2 separate regions of the Homo sapiens genome follow, and region 1 is linked to region 2. Evidence: chromatin contacts called from ENCODE Hi-C data. All regions are on one chromosome and are shown on one strand. Each heading gives the region's core, a stretch centred on a gene start or an enhancer-like site at or near the end of the contact. The rest is flanking DNA. Distances are from core to core; before and after follow the strand shown. Region 1 overlaps SLC9A7 (solute carrier family 9 member A7). Region 2 has its middle 36 kb from the start of MIR221.

What was found. Hi-C counts contacts between places; a loop is a spot of excess contacts on that map. Pooled maps may share reads with other maps.
Region 1: a pooled map shows a loop between it and region 2 (10-fold over the local background). The contact joins two enhancer-like sites. A Hi-C loop is called at or near these places in 2 of 37 single-sample maps with no recorded cell type and 6 of 50 pooled maps.

What each region holds. Positions count from the first base shown.
Region 1 is chrX:46,711,812-46,717,796 of GRCh38, forward strand. The region is part of intron 1 of SLC9A7 (solute carrier family 9 member A7); the gene reads right to left. Among named protein-coding and RNA genes, the nearest start is that of SLC9A7, 44 kb to the right of the region's middle. RefSeq lists an enhancer at 2,334-2,433. Within about 2 kb of position 1,885, at least 3 of the 41 ENCODE cell types and tissues checked have a DNase peak (open chromatin) inside an H3K27ac peak, as active enhancers do.
Region 2 is chrX:45,707,306-45,713,207 of GRCh38, forward strand. No RefSeq gene overlaps it. Among named protein-coding and RNA genes, the nearest start is that of MIR221, 36 kb to the right of the region's middle. RefSeq lists an enhancer at 2,817-2,916. Within about 2 kb of position 3,211, at least 6 of the 41 ENCODE cell types and tissues checked have a DNase peak (open chromatin) inside an H3K27ac peak, as active enhancers do.

The DNA of each region.
Region 1 (5,985 bases), core at 635-3,134, 1.0 Mb after region 2:
CCCTCACCATCAGGCCCACGTGTCAGGCAAAGGGAAACGAGAAAACAACCAGGGAAGGCACTCCCTTTAACGGCACAGCCTCTAAATTACACACACACACACACACACACACACACACACACACACACTTCCACTGATATCCTATTGGCCAAGTACTTGGTCATATGATCATATTTGGCTGCAAGAGAGGCAAGAAAATAAAGTCTTCTTTCTGGGAGGTCATTGAACCTTCTAAAAGTCTATTATGAGGAAAAAAATGGAAAGCAGATACTGGGGGACAAGCAGCATTTTCTGTTGTATTAACTGAATGAATTTTGCTGCATCTCCCTTTTTTAACTCCATATTATGTTTTTTGCAGGTTACTGTGTTAGTCTATTTGCATTTCTATAAACAAATACCTGAGACTGGGTAATTTATAAAGAAAAGAGGTTTATTTGGCTCATGGTTCTGCAGGCTGTACAGGAAGCACAGTGTCCACATCTGTCTCTGAGGCGGGCCTCAGGCTGCTTATAACCATGGTGGAAGGCGAAGGGGAGCCAGCATGTCACATGAAGAGAGGGAGCAAGTGAGAGAGTGGGGAGATGCCAGGTTCTTTAAACAACCAGATCCCACCTGAACTAACAGATCAAGAACTCACTCATTAGTGGCAGGGATGGCACCAAGCCATTTATGAGGGATCCACCCCCATTAATCAAAACACCTCCAACCAGGCCCACCTCCAACATGAGAGGTCACATTTCAACATGAGATTTGGAGGGGACAAATAATATCCAAACCATATCAGTTACTCACGTTGAAACATAAATTCATTCATGTTCACTGCTGTTCAGTTATACATTGTGCACTGAGTCTTGTATAAGGGCTCAGTGACAGATTTGCTTTAGAATTTAAGATAAAAATTCTAAATGCAGTGTATTAATATGCCACAGTTTATTAAACCATGTCCCTACTGCTAGACACCTGGGTCTTTTAAATTCACTACATTTACAAAATGTTTGAGTCACATCTGGGGAAATGTTAAATTAGTCAAATGCCAAATTAGGTATACTCAGGCTATTTTGTAAAGCCTTTAAGATGCTCTACACAGCAAGCCACTTAAAATAGAAAACGACAGTACTGAACTATAGCATACAAGGAGGAAGTAAATTTATGGTCCTCCTAGACTTTTTGTTATTGTAATCAAGCATTACATGGTGCTCTGAGTTTCTTGATAACTGAAACAAAAAGGAAGCATTGTGTGCTATTTAATTCTCATAATCTGATAAGAGGGAATAACCAGTTAAGAGAAATAAATGTTTGCTTAATCCTAAATTCTCAAAGCTGTCAGATGGCCCCTTATCCATGGGTCAATTAGCAAAAAAGGATAACATCTTTAACAACCAGTTATATAGAAAATGCACAAGGCAGGCTGGGCATGGTGGCTCATGCCTGTAATCCCAGCACTTTGGGAGCCTGAGGCGGGTGGATCATCTGAGCTCAGGAGTTCAAGACCAGCCTGGCCAACATGGTGAAACCCTGTCTCTACTAAAAATACAAAAAACTAGCTGGGCATGGTGGCGGGCGCCTGTAATCCCAGCTACTTGGGAGGCTGAGCCAGAAGAATCGCTTGAACCCGGGAGGTGGAGGTTGCAGTGGGCTGAGATCACACCATTGCACTCCAGCCTGGGCAACAAGAGTACAACTCCATCTCAAAAAAAATTAAAAAAAAAAGACAAAAGAAAAGAAAAGAAAATGCACAAGGCTTCTCCAGGAGAAATATTCTTGGGTGACCTTTAGCAAGCAGAGGACTTAACATTGAAAGTTTTTTCTGCGGAGGGTCAAGTTAGTGCCCTAGGTTCATGTCAACATGCAGGTCCTACCCAGAAGAGAATATCCATGAGGACTGGACCACTCCAGGAAAGCTGATCTCCTCCAGAACCCGGTGACTTCCCTGTGGTTCGGTACTTTCAGAGACCACACTATTAGTGACTCTAGTATTATTAGGGGATTTTCCTCTCCCTTCTTAATTAACTCAAGGTTTCAAAACGTTTTGGAGAAGTGAAAAGATACTAGTTATTTCTGTGGGTTTTTTTTTTTCGTGACTGTAAAACACCCAAATATAGTATCTTCCTTTTCATTTTTACTCACAGTTGGTAGTTATTTTTCCTAAACCACAGTTACAATACTCTACCTCAATATACTATACTCAATGTTTTCTGCTTCTTCCTACTACTCTAAGTAATGTGCCCCAAACAGAAAAAGTACATTTTAGTATGCTAATAGTTTCAAATCAGTCAGTGTAGTCTAAGAACTACTTACTGGGCACCCACTTTGTATTAGGGGTTTTACTTACAATATTATCTCTTAATTTTCACCACAACTTTATGAGGTAGGGATTATTAACACCACTTTACAGTTAAAAAAAAAAACTGGATCTTCAAGAGTAAGTAACTGCCCTAAGACCACATAGCTGGTAAACTGTAGAAGTAGGATTCCAACTTGCATACTTCCAATTCCAAAGCCAGAGTTCTTTCTGCTATTTCCTGATGTCTCCCAGATGACAAGTAAATTATGGATATTTGGCTCAGCTTTGTAAATAATATACATGCCTACTACGTTGAAGCCCCAAACCTCCCCTCAACACAGGATGCTCTATATAATCTGGCCATAATGAAGCCCCTCCCCAAATTTTATTTCCTACTGGACTCTACAAGGACCTCATCTCCACCCCAATCTAATTTGGCAGGTTTCACTATTGCCTCCATACTTATGGACAACACATATATTTTTTGAGATCCCCGACAAATATTTTTTGAGATCCCCGACAAATATTTTTTGAGATCCTACTATGTCCCAGGCACTGTTCTAGTGTTTGGAGATATATGTCAGTGAACGAAACAAATACAAATTCCTGCTTTTCTGGACTTCGTTATATTTCTAATAAGGGAAGAAACATAAGAAACAAAATAAGTAGATTACATGGTATGTTAGAATACGGTAGGTGCTATGGCTAAAAATAAGGCAGGGAAAGGGTTAAGGAGTGTAGTGTGGAGTAGAGGATTGTGAGTTTAGAAAGAACCAATAGAAATCCTGGAAAAGAAAAACATGACCTTAGCATTTTTATTTCATTTTCAAGTTCAACAGCAGACTAGACACAGTAAAGAGAGAACTGGCAAACTAGAAGATAAATTTGTTGAAAGAGATTCATTCATCAAGCAAATTAATACTTATTGAGCATGTACTATATATCAGACATTGCGCTAGATTAAATTATTCCATCTTGACAAAATTCCTTTCCACTTGGATTATGTTCCCAGGTTTAATTTCAACTCTTTAAGACCCTACCCAAGCTCCTTACTCACATTGATATCTCATTTCTCTCAATAAGTATCCTAAAAATAATTTTTAAAGAATTTTTAAAGTATTTATTTATATCACAGATTAGTCCAGTTCTTAAATTATTCCCTCCCTAACTAGACTGTAAATTCCTTGAGGATCAGACCTATAGGTAAGATTTCTTTTCTATTTCACATGTGGAATAGCACAGTAACAGGCATACAGTAGGCATTCAATAAACACTTGACTGATTTGGTATATTTTTGGGTCCCTATAACTGAACAGCTTTTTCTTTGTAATGGCTCAGTTACAGTTAGTTCCTGGAAATGGTCACAAAATTGTTAATAACTACATTATGATTCACTGATCCCAAAAATATGAGTCCAGTGGTATAAGGTTAAATTCTGAATCTAATCAAATTTTTGCGAATGTGCCCTCATTCTCGGTTAGTTGAAAATGACAAATGTCGCACAGAGTGTATTTTTCAGTCTTGAGAAGCCTTATACATGCCCTCTGACTTAGAATTGACTTACAATTTTTCCCCTTTAAGATGGTGCAAAAGCGATACACATTCAGTAGAAACTGAACTTTGAGTATCCATACAACCATTCTGTTTTCACTTTCAGTATGGTATTCAATAAATTATGAGCTATTCAACACTTTATTATGAAACAGGCATTGTGTTAGATGATATTGCCCAATTGCAGGCTAATGTAAGTGTTCTGAGCACATTTTCGGTCAGCTGGGCTAAGCTATGATGTTTGGTAGGTAAGGTGCATTAAATGCATTTTCAAATTGCAATATTTTAAACTTATGATGGCTTTATCAGGACATAACTCCATCATAAGTCAAGGAACATCTGTACATTACTTAATTTTATTTCTGGCAAAAGTCCTTAAGGCAGGCAGTGCACATATAGACAGCCCCTGACTTATAATAGTAATCTTATTTTATAAATCAAGATGTTGAAGTCTAGAGATATTAAGTGGTCTGCTCAAGTGAAGATGGGTACTGAAGACTGAAGGAGTGACTCAGACCTGAGACTTCTAGATCCCAGTCCAATGCTCAGATGCATAAACCTAGATGCATGATATATCATTAAGGGGATAAGTGGTAAGGTGAGAATTTGCAGGGCCTTAGAGGGCTCTGACTTGGTAAAGATATGCTTATTTTGAGCACGCAAATAGAAACCAGCCAGTTTCTTTATTAAAAAGAGAAGAAACAAACATTGATAAACCAAGAAAGGAATCCCTATTGCCTGCCTTAATTCAATAAACATTCAGCCACTGGATGCTATGAACCCTGAGACGACTTAGGCAGGATCCTCTTCAGTAAGACCAGAAGCTCTAGCACACAGCACAAATGCTGCAACAGACACAGGTGCTACAAAAGCACAGAGGGGAAGGAATTTCCTTGCCCAAGTCTGTTCTCAAATTCCCACTCACTCACCCCCTAAAACACTTTAAATATAGAATCATGCAGACTCTATGGCTATCATAAATGTACTGACTCTTCTGGTTTAAAATATCCATTGTAACCATTAGCAAATTGGAGATCTAACTGATTTATACCCAAACAAGAAGGGACGATTCTGATATCAATAGGCAAATAGTACCCAAGTGGCTTTAAAACCTTATTTGAAGCTATTTTGATCATAATGTGTTTCTTTTTATTTATTTATTTTTTCCTGTTTCTGATTCTAGTTCCCTGCTGTTTGGGGAAGGGGAAACCACCTTGTACTGAAGTCACTTGGCTTCTGGATAAAGCCAGAACTCTGACCAAAACGATAAAGGCTGCCCAGGACAGAAATGAAACAAAAAATCCTAGCCCTACTTCTCCATTGTGGACACCTGGTCTCATGAGTTATGGCAACACGCATCCACCAGAATAACCGCATTTTCCTAAAGAAATTGTGAAATAATTGGGAAGGGGGTGTCCCATTCTTGAGTAAGTAATCAGCATTGCAGACAAGAACTATGTCATAAAAACCAAAGTTGAAATTGTGTTACATATTCCTGGAAAATACTCAAAAGGTGCTCTGAGTTCTATAAGATGGACAGATACATTATACATACTAATTATACCAAAGGTCAGGTGATTAGAAATGCCACATTGTACCACAAAAATCACCCTGATACTTGTGTTAATTTTTCTTGTATTTGTGTAATAAAGTGTTTTGAAGTTTTTAAGAGAAAATTACTGCACAAGGAGCAGTCATCTTCTTAAATGTCCCAAAAAATACTGATGTAGGGTCATCCAAAATCTTTTTTTTGAGACACAGTCTGCTCTGTGGCCCAGGCTGGAGTGCAGTGGCACAATCTCAGCTCACTGCAACCTCCACCTCTGGGGTTCAAGCGATTCTCCTGCCTCAGCCTCCTGAGAAGCTGGAATTACACATGTGCGCCACTGTACCTGGCTAATTTTTGTATTTTTAGTAGAGATGGGGCTTCATCATGTTGGCAAGGCTGGTCTCGAACTCCTAACCTCAAGTGATCCACCCATCTCAGCCTCCCAAAGTGCTAGGATTACAGGTGTGAGCCACCATGCCTGGCCCCAATCTTTATTCATTTCAGAAACATACTTTAAATATTTATCCAACTGCAACTTTCAAGGGCTGTGAAAGACCTCTTAAAGGAGAACTACAAACCACTGCTCAATGAAATAAAAGAG
Region 2 (5,902 bases), core at 1,961-4,460:
GGAGTCTCACACTGTTGCCCAGGCTGGAGTGCAGTGGTACGATCTTGGCTCACTGCAACCTCTATCTCCTGGATTCAAGCGATTCTCCTGCCTCAGCCTTCTAGCTGGGACTAGAGGCGCACACCACCACACCCAGCTAATTTTTAAAAAATATTTTTGGTAGAGACGGGCTTTCAACACATTGGCCAGGCTGGTCTTGAACTTCTGAACTCAAGTGATCTGCCCACCTCGGCCTCCCAAAGTGCTGAGATTACAGGCCTGAGCCACCGTGCATGGCCTTCATAGCAGCATTATTTACAATAGACAAAAGGTGGGAACAACCCAAATGGATAAACAAAAATGTGGTATATACATACAATGGAATATTGTTTACCCTTAAAAAGAAATGAAATTCTAATACATGGATGAAGCTTAAAGATATTATGCTAAGTGAAATAAGCCAGATACAAAAGGACAAATACTGTATGATTCTACTCATATGATTATATTCATATGAGCACAGTCAAATTCATAGAGACAAAGTAAAATAGAGAATACCAGAGGCTGGGAGGAGTGGGGAAGAGGGAATTAATGTTTAATGGGCACAGAGTTTCTGTTTGGGTTGACGAAAAAGTTGTGGAGATAGATGGTAGTGATGGCTGCACAACAATGTGAATATATTTTTACATTGTGAATGCCACTGAATGATACATTTACAAATGGTTGAACTGGTAAATTGTATGTTATGTATGTTTTGCCACAATTAAAAACTTATCAAGAGTAGTTTTACAGTATGGAGATTTCTCAAAAGCTAAAAATAAAACTACTATTCTATCCAGCAATCCTACCCTTGGAATAACTACCCAGCCCCCTAAAAAAAAATCAATCTTTCAAAGAAATACCTGCACTCACATGTTTATTGCAGCAGTATTTACAATAGCAAAAATATGAGATTCAACTAAATGCCCTTCAGTGGTAAACTGGATGAAGGAAATGTGGTATACATACACAATGGAATATTATTTGGCCATAAAAAATGAAATCCCGTCATTTGCAGCAACATGGATGGAACTGGAGGTCATTATATTAAGTGAAATAAGCAAGGCACACAAAGACAAATATCACATGTTCTCACTTATATGTGGGAGCTAAAAAATCTGATCACGTGGAGGTAGAGGGTGGGAAGTTAGAGAATAGAGACTGGAACTGGAGGGGAGGGGGGAATGAAGAAAAGTTGGTTAATGTGTACAAATATACAGTTAGATAGAAGGAATAAATTCAGTGTTTGCTAGCAGAGTAAGGTGACTATAGTTAAACAAAAATTTGTTGTACCCAGGAGATGGACACCCTAAATACCCTGACTGATCATTACACATGATATACACATAACAAAATTTTCCATGTATAGCATAAATTTGTACAAACTACAAAAAGAGTAGTTTGAACAGTGCTTGCTTCTTTCTTCTCTTCATAAAACCTACAATGCAGAGAGAACATTTTTTAATATTTCTTGGTGAATAGCCATCCTCCTTTCTAAGTTTATTGGATCAGCTTCCAATATTTGTCCCTTGCATTTTCAATGTCATGAAATATCTCTGAGAGCTCTTTTAATGTGAAGTTTTTCACAAGTGTTCCTTCCTCTGGGATATATTCATCTCTTTCATCACAATCACTTTTTCATTTGTGTTCATAAGTTTGCTCTCACTAAGTTTCTCTGGCTGCATATCAAGAGCCTCTCAAAGAGCAGCAGTGTGTCCACATTGCCATGGTCAACTATTTCTTCTACAACTCCATTTACCTTTTATTAGAAGCCCATAAAGTTACTTGCATGGCATAGGAAAAGTTCCTTCCATACTGCGGGCATACTACTTGTTGTTACTTCCTGCCATGATGCTTGAATGTGTTCAAGTACGTCCCTTATGTCATATTTCTTTCAAAACTCAGCTAAAAAAATGGCATGATTTCTAGTTAGAGCATTCCTAGTCTGTCTGAAAGTACATCTAATAGGCTTTCAAATTTGAAATAACTGCGTGGTCCATTGGATGGATTAATGAGGTTGTGTTGGGTGTAAAAAGCAAATTTTCACATTTCCATTTAAGAGAATCAGGTTGACCTGGAGTGTTATCCAACAGTAGTAGTACTTTAGAAGTTCAATTATTTTGCCTAAAGTATCTCTCTACCACTGGGAGACAAAGAGGCAACACAGCTACAGGCTTTGCTTTCCTTGTGTGAACTGAGTAACAGATGCACAGTGACCAATCACTGAATGATTTTGAAAGAAGTAATGCGATTGGTCACTGATTATGATGAACATTTGTCACTTACATAGCCATTTGTGGCCTGGAGAGCTAGCAGTGAAATTTGCAGCAGTTACTCACAATTAATATGCTGTGGTGACTAAAATTTGAACTGTTTTGTTGGGAACCTGGTGTTAAATAAACCATGGTAATCAAAATTCATGCATATCAAAACAATGCAAAGTGAGAATTATCTGCATTATGTATTTCTTTGCTTATTATGTTTCCCCTATGAGAATGTAAGCTACATGGGATGCAGACTTAGCCTATTTTGTTTACAGTGATATTCACAATGCCTAGAACAAAGTGTAGCACATAGTAGGGGCTCAATAAATACTCGTAGACAAGAAGAAAGGAAAAGAAAGAGAATGGAAGACAGGAAGGAAGAGAGACAGATGTAAAAATTATCTAGCTAGATCAACTTTCGCGTGAAGATGGTGCCCAGAGAAATGAAATCACTTTCCCAAAGGTACCCTGCACTTCAAGACTTCTGATTTGGGGTTTGAAATGTACCCTCTAACCCACATTGTTCCTCTCTCTCTCTCTCCCTGTCCATGCCTTTCAGTTTATGCATTCACATGAAGATGTGAGTAATAAAGTGGTAGAGGCCTTAATCACTTGACCTTTGAGGAAGGATAAGAGCTTTACTCCAGAAGGCCACAGCCCTGTGGTGGTGATGGTGGGGGTGACATTAGGGCCTTCCCAGACTCCCTAGTATCAGACCACAGAGGCTGCTAATTCTTAGTTTATGTCAAGCTATTTGCATTTTCTTTCCTAAATGTCCTTGTGTGGTGCTACTGTCAGAGTGTACAGGATGCTGGGGTTTTTCTGCTTGTAACTCACTGCCCTGAAGTTGGGTTTCTAATTTACTCAAGGGGCTCCAGTGTCTCAGAGCAGATGGGGCAGCCTGGCCAACGGGGAGAGGAAAAGGCTGATCGGATGAAGAACTTCTGTTTCTGTGACTAAGGACTTAGTCAGCTACCTGGTTTAGGATGTACTATTTGTCAGTAAGTGGATCAGGAGGAAGCAGCACTCATTCTGGCTAGAGTAATGGTTTTCAGTGCATTTTTTACTCATGAAATTCAAAAAGAACAGGGTGCCAGTTCAACCTTGTGGTTGAGGTTATGAATGAGAAAGGAAGCTTAAATTACCCAGAGAGGCTGTCCCCTTAGTCACAGTTTCAGAGCATTCCAGACTCCTGTGTCAATTAAACCATATTGAACTTCAATAAAATACCAAAAAGGCAAATAATGGTCTTTTTGGAGAGCTCCCTTTTGCCCTACCCTTTTGATTGCGCTCTGTCTCTCTCCCCCATCTCTCCACCTCCTCTCTCCTTTCTCCCTCCCTCTCTCCCTCTCTCTCTTTCCTTTTTTCTTTCTTTCTTTCTTTTCTCTCTCTCTCTCCCTCCTTTCTTTCTTTCTTTCTTTCTTTCTTTCTTTCTTTCTTTCTTTCTTTCTTTCTTTCCATTCTTTCCATTCTTTCTTTTCTTCCTTCCTTTCCTTTTGTGGAAAAAGTAGCCGTTCTTTATAAGAATAAAATCACGTAAGTAATTAATTGGAAATGACCTTAGCTGATCTAAAGATTCTAAATCCAAGCTCTGTGTAAACAACTGATATATGTTTTCTTTCATTTTCAGATCCTTTGCCTTTTCACTTTCTCCCTCCATCTTCCTCCCTCTCTCTTGTACCCTCAGATCGCCACGCTTTGGACCTCCCACGAATGGTTTGAACCTGAGGCATGAATTGAGCTTGACTCCCTTGAGGGAGAGTTGCGAGAGGTCAGTGGTGCCTGAACCTTTTCTTGTTAGATACTCTTACAGAAGTTTTGATGAAAAGAATGAGTTGGCCAGAATTAGTCTTGGTTTGGTACATTTCCAATATCTGTGCTTTTCCTGGTTGTCATTAGCATAAATATTTGAGAGTCAACACTGAAAGAATTTGAAAAACGTATTGACTGAAGATTTTTGTCACAAACACTCCATTTCAACTGGCATCTTTCACTCTTTGAAAGGTCTCTCATTTTAAATACCACTTTCTTCTTTTGTCCTATTGAATTTCAATTATGTGCAAAGCCTTTTGGGGAGACACAAAGATGGATAGGACACAGTTCTTACCCTTACTACCAAAAACCATGCAGGGAGATAAGAGTCAGGTTGGCAAAAAGCTAAACAAACACAAGGCTAAACTAATAGTTAAAAAACTCAAAACAAGAAAGGGTCCATGGAGGCCCTGTTTAATTTTCAGTTTACCTCTACAGGCAGAAAATATCAAAGGAGGTCTGAGGAAAAAGGAATGCCTTGGGGGTTGTGGTAAGGCCAGGATGGAAAGAGGAGTTCAGATCAGAGATGCGTCTGGAAAAATTTGGAAGGCAGAGTTGCAGGGGAAGGTATTTTAGGGGGAAATTATTTGGGCAAACAGGGCCACCATGTGCAGTTGTGCAGGTTGTGCAGGCTATGCAATATACAACTATAGGGGTTGCCATTCACATCAAAATCTCTGTGTAGAAAACAATCTCTGTGGCCACTGGTGGCAACCCTGGGACAAAAGTCTAAGAGATATACAGTGCAAAGCCTCCGTGGACATAAGAAGTAGACTTGTTACCATGATGTAAGCCCTGAGAGGGCAGGGACTGAGCCTTATCTTTGGATCTTCAGAGCTTTGCAGTGTCTGGCACATATTAGGTATATGAGACATGTTTCCCAAATAAATGAACTCAATCTTGCCCAATCCCCACCAGCTGGTTGTATGAATGAGGGTGAGGTCACAGAATGGGGATAACTCAGATTTCTTTGACAACTCTGGATAATGTTGGGCCTCAGCACCAAAAGTGGCCCCCTCCCAAATCATTCTAGTTACTTCCAGGATCTTACAGAGAGTTTAATCTGTGTTTCCGTACTGTACTCTCTTTTTCTTCCATTCTGGTCTTTATCCAATGTTTTGAGAGGGACAGCACTTCAGTCATGCCCACTCTGCAGACCACCACCTTCTCTGTGAGTACAGTGTACCTTCCTAGGTGCTTTTCTCCGTGTCCGCAAAGCTGCTACAATGGAGACCATGATGGTGTCATGGTCCCTTCTGACCTCTGGGATTGAAGCCTTATTGATACTACAGAGAACTGTGGAGAATGGCCTTTTGCCCTCCATGGTCATACACATGGAAATGAGGCTGTGTCATGTTTCTCATGTCTGATACAGCCCTCCTTAAAACAATGTCTTCAGCTTCTTCCTGCCTCAACACTGAGCAAAAGATGAACACTATGCAGCTCTTTCTACCCTCCACCCCTATGTTTCTACTTTTGCAAAAGGAAACACAATGAAAAGCATGGGGCGTGTATGGGAACATGGAATATTTTAGTTTGGATGAAGCAAGAGGTATATACAAGTGAGAGTGGGCAAAAGCTGGCCCCAGTGGAGACTGAGTCAAACAGTGAGGATGGATGCATGCAAACCCATAAACACTAGTGGAAAATCATCTAAAAGCTATTTGAGGGGGAGCCACATTTTTAAGTATGAAGAAAAATATTATTATGACTGATGCTATGAACTTAGTGTGGCCCCACCAAAATCATACATTGAAGCCCTACTCCCCAGTGGGATGGTATTTGGAAGAGGGGTCTTTGGGAGGTAA